Regions from separate parts of the Homo sapiens genome. Here regions 1 and 3 are each linked to region 2. A link is an interaction called in ENCODE POLR2A ChIA-PET data of the cell type or tissue named here. Cell type or tissue: CD4-positive, alpha-beta T cell. All regions are shown on one strand. Region 1 has its middle 27 kb from the start of TTLL2. Region 2 overlaps CEP43 (centrosomal protein 43). Region 3 has its middle 24 kb from the start of CCR6.

Region 1 (4,000 bases), 310 kb after region 2:
GAGACAGAGTGAGAGTCTGTGAAAAAAGAAAAAAAAAAAAAAGGCTGTGACTTGACCTGCATGGAGTTCAGAGAAAAGGCAGGAGAAAAAACATGTTCCGGGGAATTTAGACACGAGACTGGAATGAACACTTTGTTCATTGCCTGTTTTCACGCATTTATACATTTATACGTTCTCAACTCTGTTCCAGGAAAGATTTAAAGGACGCAAGTAAGAACGCAAGCCCGTCAAGGCTGCTCCGATTTTAAATGTCAGTTCAGCTCCTACTTTATGGGGTTTGGCAAATAGAGTTAAGGGCCTTTTCCTCAAATGCTCAAACATTCCAATGAGACTAAATCAAGCAACTGGAATCGCTTGAAAACCAGAGACCAGATTCCATTCTCCCTCCGTTTTTTTGAAATCTTCACTTCTTTATCACTAGCTGGGTTTCGATGACTCTTCAGGTGTAAAGGTCAACCTCACAGAAATGGGAAAACCTGTGTTGTTAGGAAGGATGGTTTTATGTGAGCATTTGAAGTTTTAGGGCAAGAATGGCCTCGGGCCATCTGTCAGGAGAAGCTGCCACATCTGGCAGTATCTCTCCTAGGGTGAAACGTGCGCAGATTAAATTGAAGTAATAACGAGCTCACGTGGAGTCTGAGACGAGACAGGAAATTTGTATGCACGGCATGTGCCTTCGGTGCCCGGGCTATGGAGGAAAGAACACAGACAGTCTTCCTGAGGTGGGGCAGACAAAACCGGTGAAAGTGAAGGAGAATTAAGGCGCTACACGGTGGTCATTCAAAAAGCCTCAGAATTCCCCTCCTAAGAAGATGGAACAGGCGTGCGTTTTCCTCCGTCCCGCAGGTGCAACCGGAAACCTCGGGCAGTGCCCATCAGACAAACGCAGGAAGACGAGAGGCGGAGAGAGGAAGCCCGGGGGAGCCGGGGGACCCTGAGAACGACAGGGTGGGGCGTTCCTGGGTTTTTTTTTTTTTGACTCTTCCACCCCAAACTGGGTGCTCACAAGGACGCGGAGGAAGACAGCCACCGCTGCTGTCTCCAGCCAGAGCACTGGGAGAGGCGCGGCTCCAGGAAACATTTCAAGGACCCTGGGAAATGGGTGGAGATCTCCGAATCTAAAAAACCTTCAGGAGACTGGAAGTGTTTTGAAGTTGAGGGTTGTGGTTCTTTCTCATTTGGTTTCAAAACAGGATCCCCATTTCCCTTAATGTAGGATTCGAAGGCATAAGCAGAAGAGGAAAGGGGTGTCAAGGTCAGAGCCGCCTAGAAGCAGAAGCGCAGGCCAGCGAGATGCTCTTCAGAGTGACTTCGCTGTGGGCTGCGGCAGGCAACAGAAGGAACTCAGCATCCACTGGCCACGATCCCCTCCCCGGAGCGGAGGACAGAGCCCAGTTTCTTCAGGCGGTGGCTCCAGCCAGCTCTGCCCCACAGGGAAGGAGCGCGCAGCTGCCACACACCGCAGGCAGCGCTGACAGACTCGGCCTTCCGGGAGCGCAGGCGGGTGGGGGGCGCCGCCCTTGTCGCTGTCCGGAGCCCCGCAGGCCCGTGGCCCCCTGCCTGGTTCTCCCGCCTCTGCAAGCCTAGCCTTCAGGACTCCGCCTCGCCCCCCTCTTTTCTGTTCGGAGACTCACGGGGCCGTCTGTCTGGACCACGTGTGCACATTTCTGACCACGATTCCTCCGCACACCAGCTACAGGCACCGCAGCGCTGGGGACGGCACAGCTGAACTGTGCTGGCAGCGAAGGGGCCTCACGGGGACGGCTCAGCTCCCTGAGGGCGCAACCCACCTGGTCCGGGGGCGGGGGGGGGGGTGAGGAATAAACTTCCGCGGTTTTCAGTGACCCAGTTTGTTGCATGGCACATGTTGGAAAGGTGAATCTGACCGCGTTGACCGCGTTACTTCAGAGATGCGCTGTGAGCTGCTTTGTGCCGCGAAATGACCTGTTTACCCGACAGCGCCCTCTGCAGCCCAGCGCCGGAACGGGCTTTTTCATGATGTTCCTGCGTTGTGTTTACAGCCTCCCTGCGAGGGGTTCGCACGCACAGGCGGACCTCGTTTTGTTGCGCCTTGCTCTATTGTGCCTCGCAGATACTGCACTTGTTTTTACAAATTGGAAGTTTGTGGTAACTCCGTTGGGGCACATCTGTGGGTCCCGTTTTCAAACAGCTTGTGCTCACTTCATATCTCTGTTTCACATTTTGGTAATTCTTGTAATATTTCGAATTTTTTCATTATCATTATATCTGTCATGGTGATCTGTACTTAGTGATCTTCGATTTTACTCTGTAATTGTTTTGGGGAACCAACAACTGCACCCACGTAAGACAGAAAACGTAATAAATGTCACGTGTGTTCCACATGCTCCACTGACCAGCTGCCCCCATCTCTCTCCCTCCCCTCAGGCCTCCCTATTCCCATTACACTATTAATAACCTACAACGGCCTCTAAGTGTTCAAGTAAAAGGAAGAGACACACATCTCTCACTTTAAATCGAAAGCTAGAGATGATTAAGCTTAGTGGGGAAAGCCTGTTCAAAGTTAAGATAGACTGAAAGCAAGGCCTTTTGCACCCAGGAGTTAGCTCAGTTGTGAATGCAAAGAAAAACCTCTTAAAGGAAATTAAAAGTGCTGCTTCAGTGAACACATGAATGACGAGAAAGTGAAACAGCTTTATTGCTGATATGGATCCCTCAAGCCAAAGCCTAATCCAGAGCAAGGCCTCAACTCTCTTCAGTTCCGCAAAGACTGAGAGGAGTGAGAAAGCTGTAGAAGAAAAGTTTGAATGTAGCAGAGGTTGGTTCATGAGGTTTAAGGAAATAAACCATGTCCATAACATAAAAGTGCAACATGAAGCAACAAGTGCTGATGGAGAAGCTGCAGCAAGTTATCCAGAGACCTAGCTAAGGTAAGTGATGGAGGTGGCCACACCAAACCACAGATTGTCAGTGTAGATGAAACAGCCTTCTGTTGGAAGAAGATGCCATCTAGGACTTTCATAGCTAGAGAGGAGAAGTCAATGCCTATCTTCAAACTTCCAAGGACAGGATGTCTCTTGCTAAGAGCTAATGCAGCTGGTGACTTAAACTTGCGGCCAATCTCATTTACTATTCCGAAAATCCTAGGGCCCTTAAGAATTTTGCTAAATCAGGAGGCCGAGGTGGGTGGATCACCAGAAGTCAGGAGTTTGAGACCAGCCTGACCAACATGGAGAAACCCCGTCTCTACTAAAAAAAAAAAAAATACAAAAAATTTGCCAAGCATGGTGGTGGGTGCCTGTAATACCAGCTACTCTGGAGGCTGAGAAAGGAGAATTGCTTGAATCCGGGAGGCGGAGGTTGCGGTGAGCCAAGATCATGCCATCATACTCCAGCCTGGACAACAAGAGTCAAACTCTGTCTCAAAAAAAAAAAAAAAAAAAAAAAAAAAAAAAAGAATTATGCTAAATCTACTCTGTCTTGGCTCTATAAGTAGAATAACAAAGCCGGATGGGAGCACATCTGTTTACAGAGTGGTTTACTGAATATTTTGAGGCCACTGTTGAGATCTACTGCTCAGAAAAAAAGACTATTTTCAAATTATTACTGTTCATTGACAATGCACCCAAGGGCTCTGATGGAGATGTGCAAGGAGAGGAATGTTGCTTTCATGCCTGCTAACACCACATCCATTCTGCAGCCCATGGATCAAGGAGTAATTTCAACTTTCAAGTCTTGTTACTTAAGAAATACATCTCAAAAGGCTATAGCTGCCATAGATAGTGATTCCTCAGATGGATCTGGGCAAAGTCAATTAAAAACCATCTAGAAAGGATTCACCATTCTAGATGCCATTAACAACATTCATGATTCACGGGAGGAGAACCAATATCAACATTAACAGGAGTTTAGAAGAAGTTGATTTCATTCCTCATGAATGATTTTGAGGGGTTCAAGCCTTCACTGCAGAAAGTAACTGTAGATGAGGTGGAAATAACAAAAGAACTAGAATTAGAAGTGG
Region 2 (4,000 bases):
GGCTTTGATTTTTTAAAATAACTTAAGACTACTCACATTCTGACACTTAATTATTTTCTTTCTTTTGAACAACAAAGCTTGATGACCTCACACAAGATCTGACTGTATCCCAGCTCAGTGATGTTGCGGATTATCTGGAAGATGTTGCATAGACACGAAGAAGGAAGTATTCTAATTAACAAGGACAGAGGACTGACCGGTTCCATTTTTTTTTTTTCCAGACAATCACTCAGCTGGAATGTCTGCTCTCTATTGGTGCCTTGCATTTCAAAAACACTGCAGATATTTTTTAAAAGTAATTTTCATTTTACTAAACAAAATACTTCCTATTTGAGCCCATGTGTGGAAGATTTAATATTCTTAATTTAACTGTACATTTCTTTATGGAAATTGATTATCTACACTCAGTTTCATTACAGGGAAGGAACCCATGAAAACATCAGTGTTAAGAGCATGATGAAAGGTGTCAATAAAGCCGTAGGATCGCGCAACCCTTTGTGTGTGTGGCTGCTGGTACGTGTGATCTTTGAAAACCTTGGCTTTAGCCCTCTGGAATCAGAGCTTACCCACCATAGTATATTTTGATATTAGGTGGTTCTACACATAGTTGGCAAAATGACTTGGTAAATTTGTAATGCTGAAGTATATTAGTATAAGTTAAATTTGATGTGTCAACTTTATTTTGTATTTCCTTCCATTTGGAAGGTTTGTTAGACCATTAAGGTTATATTAAAGTACTCTTGTGTGTGCTATTTAGTTTTGCTTGTTTTAAAGAAATCTAGAAGTGGTTATGAGTTTTAATTCATAGAATTGTCAATAACATAACATTTGCAATCGTCATTCCTCCTGTTATCCATGTAAGCAGCTTTAGTCGTAGGTTCTCTTCATTATAATTTATTATCTGTAAAGATTCCTTGAAACTTAAATGCATCTGAAACCATTAAGCAGTGCTTTTATTTCAGATCTGTAAGTTAATTGTATTAAAATCCAAATTGGAATGAAATAGTAGTAATGGCCTAAGACCATGTTCAGTTTGACAAGCTTTATATACTGTACATAATTTCATTGTAACCCTTAAAAATAGAGCCAATAATAGAATTTCCACAGTCTCATTTATACGGTTAAAGCATTATTGCTATTATGTAGGTCACGGATGTTTATAATACTAAAGTATTTTAAAATGTGCAAGTAGAAAAAACAGTAGAAAGTGATGCATGCATATTTATATATAAGTAAAGCAGGATTGTGCTGTTTTTGCACTTTATAATTTCAATTAAGTTGCGGCTTTTTACTACAAGTTAACTTTATTAGTAAAAGGAGCAAATTAGACCTAATTCATTGATCTCGGTTAAGTGAGCAGACTGCATGACTTGTGTAATGCCAGTTTCTCATTTCATATTAGCCTAAATATTACAGAAATTACTCCTTGGGCTCTAAAATGTAGAGGAAATGAAAATGTAAGGATTAAGGCTGTGTAACAGAATCTGGCTTTTTAAAATTTAAGTGAAACTAAGCTGTAAACATCAAGAGGAAGTAGGACATAAACTGGGCCGGTACAGCCTGGGAGCCCTGTGTATTTCTGCCCTCCGTCTGTGAGCTGCTATCTCAGTCTCCTTCAGCTCTTCATGTCTTAGTAAACAGCACCACGTGCAGATGTAATCTTGTTGCAGTCCCCCAGTGTGGTTGTTATAAAATGCATTTCTTTGTAAGTCATCTCTGTAAACAGTCACTTTCTAAAAGCACTATAGTTCTGGTCCCCTGGAATCTGGATCACATGTATGATTTATTTTTAATATTTGATAGGAACTAGGTTTCAGTGAAATGATTTGAAAGCATAGCAGGATGTGGCTTTTTAAATTTATGAAACTTTCGAACAGTAGCAACTGAAATTTGTCACTTTTCTGTTACGCAGAGAATCAGACCTTTTGATAATATTTGGGAGGGTAAAAGAAATATGCCAAATATGAAACTTTTTTGTCAGCACTACATACATCTTTTTTTTGCGGGGGGCGGGGGGGACAGAGTCTCACTGTGTCACTCAGACTGGAGTACAGTGATGCGATCTCGGCTCACTGCAACCTCCGCCTCCTGGGTTCAAGCGATTCTCCTGCTTCAGCCTCCTGAGTAGCTGGGATTACAGGTGCACACCACCACGCCCGGCTAATTTTTGTATTTTTAGTAGAGATGGGGTTTCACCATGTTGGTCAGGCTGGTCTTGAACTCCTGACCTCGTTCCTGCCTTAGCCTCCTAAAGTGCCGGGATTACAGGCGTGAACCACCGCACCTGGCCAGTACTACATCCATTTTATTGAATGATTTTGAATGACTTAAAGTTCAACTATGAAAAAGCTTTCTTTTCACATGTACTTTTTGATTAGGTATTATCAACTTATGAAACTTGAAGATGTGAAGTGACAGGTTTTGCATGTGATGAGTGTTTTCTGTTAAAAAATAAATATTGAAATATTAACCCATTAAATACATTTTTATGGTAACCTATGTTTTACAGTGGAGTTTTAAAAATGCTAGGTCTTTCTTTCATTTTATTGATAACTACAAATGAATAAAAAGCATTTATTCTCTTTGTTGATATTCGGTTGTGCTTTTATACTTTATGTTGGATAACAACCTGTGGGCAGTTGTGTAGATGCCATTAGTCCCTGCCTCATGCTTGCCCACAGCTCTTCCTCCCCTCCTTACTTCCCTCTCCTGCCCATGCACCAGAGCTGTGCCAGCCCACTGCTGCACAGCCTCTGCACCTGAGCTTGCCAAAGCCCTTCCTGTCTCAAGGTGTGATATTTGCCCCTCCTTGTCTGGAATGTCCTTCCCCTAGAACTGCATGAAGCTGGTTTATTTCAGTCTCATGTTCAAAGACGCTTCCAGACCTAAGGGAGATGTCCATTCTCCTCCCTGTCCCTGCCCCACCACTTGCATTTACCCCTTTTATTTTATTCATCTCAGCATACTCTGAAATGGTCTTGCTTATTTTGTGTGTGTGTGTGTGTGTGTGTGTTTAACTATGAGCTCGTGAGAACAGGGATTTTCTTTTAAACTGCTGTGTACCTGGCACAACATTTGTCCCCTAGTATGAGCTTGGCATCTTTGGGGCTGTAAACAGGCTTGAGCACTGACATGGGGCCTGGAGAATGTGGTTTCTGGCTAGGCAGCTGGAACAATCTACAAAATCTGAGGGGAAAGCTGTCCTTACCCTAAACCTGGGGAGGTCCCTAGGTTCAAGTCTGCAGGAAGGGGATCTGGTTCAGGAGAAGGCCGTCCTGTGAATTTGCCCCACCCACCAAGCTCAGCTGGAGCAGGGCCTCTGAAGGAGGTGCCCTCTGTGTGGCTCTGCTGTGGTGTTGGTTCATGAAGGACATGGGAGGGGGGCAGGACAGGAGAGGCAGCTCTTCCTGGAGAAAAACACACCCAGCCCAAGTTGGAGCCCTCCTGTGGCATTGGGTGGGGAGGATTCCCGCCATCAGTTCTCTGTCCATGGGTGCTAGTCTCACCCCTGCCCTCCGAGCAGTCCGTGCTCCCAGTGTCCCTGTCCTCTTTTTTTTTTTTTTTTTTTTTTGAGGTGGAGTTTTGTTCTTGTTGCCCAGGCTGGAGTGCCATGGGGCGACCTCGGCTCACTGCAACCCCTGCCTTCTGGGTTCAAGTGATTCTCCTGCCTCAGCCTCCCAAGTAGCTGAGATTACAGGTGCCTGCCACCATGCCCAGCTAATTTTTATAATTTTTTTGTAGAGACGGGATTTCACCATGTTGGCCAGGCTGGTCTCAAACTCCTGACCTCAGGTGATCCACCCGCCTCAGCCTCCCAAAGTGCTGGGAATACAGGTGTGAGTCACGGTGCCCGGCCTAGTCTTCCTGCTCTAGGAAGGGACGTGTTTGGGGAGGAAATCCAGGGCAGCTACCTTTGTGAGTTGTCCTAATGCTGCGTTCAGAGTTCCACACGTTCAACAAGCATCTGACATTTAAGGAAAGTGAATGTATGTCATGAAAG
Region 3 (4,000 bases), 57 kb after region 2:
ATTGTTTTCAGCTCAGAATTCCAACCACATGAGATAATATGGAACCTTGAGCACTATCTGTAGCATCTGTTGTCCATCACAGATCTTAGAATTCAGCAGGTTTGATAATCATCTTTCCCTTTTGCATGCAACTCATTGATTTAAAATAATTCTGACCAGCACAAGGCCAATGGCACGATCATGTAGCATTTCATTAATCAATTCTTTTCACACCAAAAATATCACTTCCCATTCCTGGTGGTACAAAGTGACTCAATCAGCAAGGAATCTACCTAAGCAGCAGGGTCATTCGGCCTACATTTGCCATTTTATCTCAGGGGATTTTATTTATTTATTTTCTGCTTTTTTTGAGACAGAGTTTCACTCTTGTCACTCGGGCTGGAGTGCAATGGTGCGATCTTGGCTCACTGCAACCTCCGCCTCCTGGGTTCAAACGATTCTCCTGCCTCAGTCTCCCGAGAAGCTGGGATTACAGGTGGCTGCCACTGCACCTGGCTAATTTTTGTATTTTTAGTAGAGAGGGGGTTTTGCCATGGTGGCCAGGCTGGTCTTGAACTCCTGACCTCAGGTGATCTGCCCACCTCGACCTCCCAAAGTACTGGGATTACAGGCATGAGCCATCGCGCCCGGCCTCTCAGGAGATTTTAAAGGAATCTGCGAGATGCTTTGCTGAAGTCCAGATCTGCGGGAGGTGGAGCTGCCCGAGCCCAGCGCTCAAGGCCCAGCCAGAACCGAACCAAGGCTGGCTGGGGCCGATGCACGCGAAGTGCTTGTCCCGTTTACTTCTAAATGCCCACAGGGTGTTCATTAGACAGCGTGGCCTGAAGTGTTTCCTGATGTCGAGTCATGGCCGCCTGGGTTTCTTCACAGCTTTCCTTTTGGAGCTCAGGGCGGCTGTCGTCTTGGGCTCCAAGGGTGCCTTTCCGCCTTCTCGGGTCCTTCCGGGTGCTGGAGCCGGCGCTCCGACACAGGGAGATGTCTTCATCAAGGGGATTCCACAGAGCCACTCCCAGCCTAATACCAGATATAAAAAGCTACGTTCATGGATGCAAGCTCAGTTTTCTACTTAAAAAGTGAAGAGATTCCGCTTGCAAGTTTGATTCAGTTCAATACCTTCCCTGATACCTCCTGTTTTACTTTTCTCATATATAATTCTTCCGCCTATACACAGGAAATGCAACAATTTTTTTCCACCAAGCCTCTTCTAGGTGCCCAGACCACCCCCGCTAACCCCAGTGTGCCCTGCACAAACGTGGGGTCCTGTGGATGCCCGGAGGTCATAATCGGGGAGCCCTGCTCTCTCTCCCGCACCTGGTTCCCTGGCCTCAGGCTGAGTCACACAGTCCCTCAGGCCTGGAGTGCTCTCTGACTCTCACCTGTGTGGCAAACGCCTCTGCATCCTTCAGCGCTCCACCCTGGACCTTACTCCTGCTGCGCTGCTCCTCAAGGCCCGGGAAAGCTTCCCAGGACCGATCTGGGTGTGGATGTGTGGGGCACGTTATTCTAACAATTTGAAGTAAGTTTCTTATGATGGAAGTGCCCCTGTCCCCAGGTCAAAGTACCTGCTTTCTAAAGCCCAAGTCTAACATCCTTATTCCAGTCTCCAGGCACGAACCTCGCCGAGACACCTCCACACTGCTCCCCATACCTCCCTGCAGTTTTCCTCCCTGGGTTCCTCCATGGACACGCTTCACTCTGCAGGGAACCTCCTAGCTCCCCTCCCTGCTGCCCCATGTCAGGCACCCTTGGGGATAAAAAGCATCTGCTGTGGGTGCATGAAGAGCATCTGCTGTGGGTGCATCTCCTGGCACGTCTGTCTTCCGTAGCTCCTCTTAGAACTCCAGCCATGGGTGTCGATTCTGTTCAACCCACAGTCCTCACATCCTGGGAACCCCCTTGTGGTTGCATTATCTTTAATCTTTTGTGATTATGTCAGTCAACACTGAGTTGCCTTTTACACAATGGGAGCAAGAGGAAGAAGGAGGAAGAGGAGGAGGCCAAGCTGCAGGGAAGAAGGATATGGAGAGGAGGGGGCAGCAGTTACTCCCACCCTTGGTTGATGACAACCAACACGTTTAGGGCTTGTTGAGTTAAAACCACAATCCCCCAGGAGGTGAATAGAGAAACTTGCGAGAAAAAGAGAGACAAAGGCATTTGTGAACAGGAAAAGCAGGCTTTGTTTTCAGGCTGCTTGGAGAAAGTACTTAAGTAATGACTTTTACTGGGAATAACTAGAATAACTGGTCATGGATAAAAGTCCCTTCTCTTGCTTTTATGTGTCCAAGAAAGTATCCCAGAAACCAAAGGTCATGGTCCCAGGAGGCATCTCAATTCTAGGGAATAAATGCTGAATGGGAGTCTGGACTGGGGGAAGATTTAAGTATCCAAGTCCAACGGGACGAGTGGAAACTGAGCACCACCTGATAGGACCAATGGCGAGAGCTCAGCGCCACTTCTGTGCGATTTCTGTCAGAAATGTTGGTCCCGTGTCTGGTCATAAGGAAACACGAAACAAACCCAAATTGAGGAACATCATATACGCTGCCATTGTCCCACATCCCAAGGTTATGGTTCCCGGGAAAGAGGAAACGGACTTATTTTGAAGGGGACTAAAGAGAATCTGAGAAACAAACACAACGTGTGATTCTAGATTGAATGCTTTTGCTAGGGAGGATGTTAATGGGGCCTGAATCTCTGCCTGCATCTCTGATTAGATGGTGGATGTGTGTTGTGGGCTGCGCAAGGTTGGAGATAACCAGGTCTACTCACGTTTGCGTCATTTTACAATGTCACACTTTTACTGATGGTATTTTACTCATAAAGCCATATGCTACATGGAGTTCCCAAGCAGGCAATTCTTAGTGCTTCCATTCACTCAGTTGTCAGGGCCACCGGCACACAGGCTCAAGCCACAAGCCATTCAATACTGCGAACTGTACATCAGAGTATACTTAACCAATACATAGATGTTATAGATTAAACACTCTACAATAAACAAAGTGACATTTAACGTCAAGAGAAAGAGGATAGGAAAAAGGGCTAACAGGCCAGTCCAGGTAGAGTGATGTGGACAAAAAGAATGTCCTGGCCTGGCCCGGGCGGTCGTCAGCATCAGCGTCATGCAAGAAGGAATCTTTGATGTGGGCAGAGCCTTTGGTGACAGATGCTGGGTGCTTATCATGAGTGATGGCAAGATGGTGTCTGTTGAAATGGCCATTTCCAGCTAGTGAAGCACTGCTCTCTTTATGTTCTTTATGGCCACAGAGTCCTCTGGTGAAGACTGATAGTGGAAGAGTGTGCCTGGGAATGTCCTTATCTGGTGCAGTCTTTATTGATGAGGCAAACTTCTGGTTCCTGTGATGAGGTGCCTTTTGAAGTATAAGATGGAGTGTTTTTCTAAGATGGAGTTACTTACGTCAAGGGTGCGCTATGCAATTCGTCAGGGCTGTTGTGCTGGTATCAATTCTTCTTGCCTCAGCAAATCGATGAATCCTCGCCATTATTGTTCTGCGGCAGGCAGGCCTATGCAAACCTACCCCCAAAGTCCCAGGAAGCCGAGAGGTCAAAGAAAGAGGCTGACAAATTTGGTTTCTGAGGAAGAGACATTTAATAGGGACTTACAAACAGAACCCATGGTCTTGGGCAGCCAGGAAACAAGATGGTGGCCCCCTGGGCTATGACCCCCAGGTCCAGGGCTTCTACAGCATAGGGAAGGAATGTGTAGGACAATTGAAGTAGATCCCCAGGGAAAGGCAAGAGTGCTATGTGAACCTGCCCAAAGGCAGGGGTTATTGTCAAAGTTGTGTTGACCTAAGGGCAGGATTTATGGCAAGCATAAGATCTTACCCAGGGAACAGTAAATAAAATAGAAATCTTAGAGGCCTTCCTGGAACAGGGGTTAATTAGAAGTCAACATGGAAGATTAGCGTCCAAGCTGGAGCTGCTTCAGCCTCCCCAACCGCGCTCTTCGGATAGTAAAAGGCAAACTGGCCACCAATAG

The links. ChIA-PET counts read pairs that join two places held together with the same protein. Peaks named below come from ENCODE experiments on the same cell type or tissue, not always from the same donor. Only the 100,000 strongest peaks of a DNase experiment are listed, where the experiment ranks them.
Region 1: POLR2A ChIA-PET joins it to region 2 with 6 read pairs; 1 of 35 experiments calls an interaction of 5 or more read pairs at or near these places.
Region 3: POLR2A ChIA-PET joins it to region 2 with 6 read pairs; 12 of 35 experiments call an interaction of 5 or more read pairs at or near these places.

Annotation. Positions count from the first base shown.
Region 1 is chr6:167,349,593-167,353,592 of GRCh38, forward strand. No RefSeq gene overlaps it. Among named protein-coding and RNA genes, the nearest start is that of TTLL2, 27 kb to the left of the region's middle. RefSeq lists enhancers at 1,387-2,065, 1,889-2,183 and a silencer at 1,407-1,676. In CD4-positive, alpha-beta T cell, CTCF peaks have their summits at 1,974 (motif pointing left) and 2,173; DNase peaks (open chromatin) are centred at 739 and 1,919; H3K4me3 peaks cover 1,692 bases; H3K27me3 peaks cover 255 bases.
Region 2 is chr6:167,039,827-167,043,826 of GRCh38, forward strand. CEP43 (centrosomal protein 43) reads left to right here. Exons shown (of 13, transcript NM_007045.4): 13 at 78-4,000. The coding sequence ends at 152. Among named protein-coding and RNA genes, the nearest start is that of CEP43, 42 kb to the left of the region's middle. In CD4-positive, alpha-beta T cell, no CTCF peak of the experiment used is centred here; a DNase peak (open chromatin) is centred at 1,615; H3K27ac peaks cover 2,305 bases.
Region 3 is chr6:167,097,158-167,101,157 of GRCh38, forward strand. No RefSeq gene overlaps it. Among named protein-coding and RNA genes, the nearest start is that of CCR6, 24 kb to the right of the region's middle. In CD4-positive, alpha-beta T cell, no CTCF peak of the experiment used is centred here; a DNase peak (open chromatin) is centred at 1,864.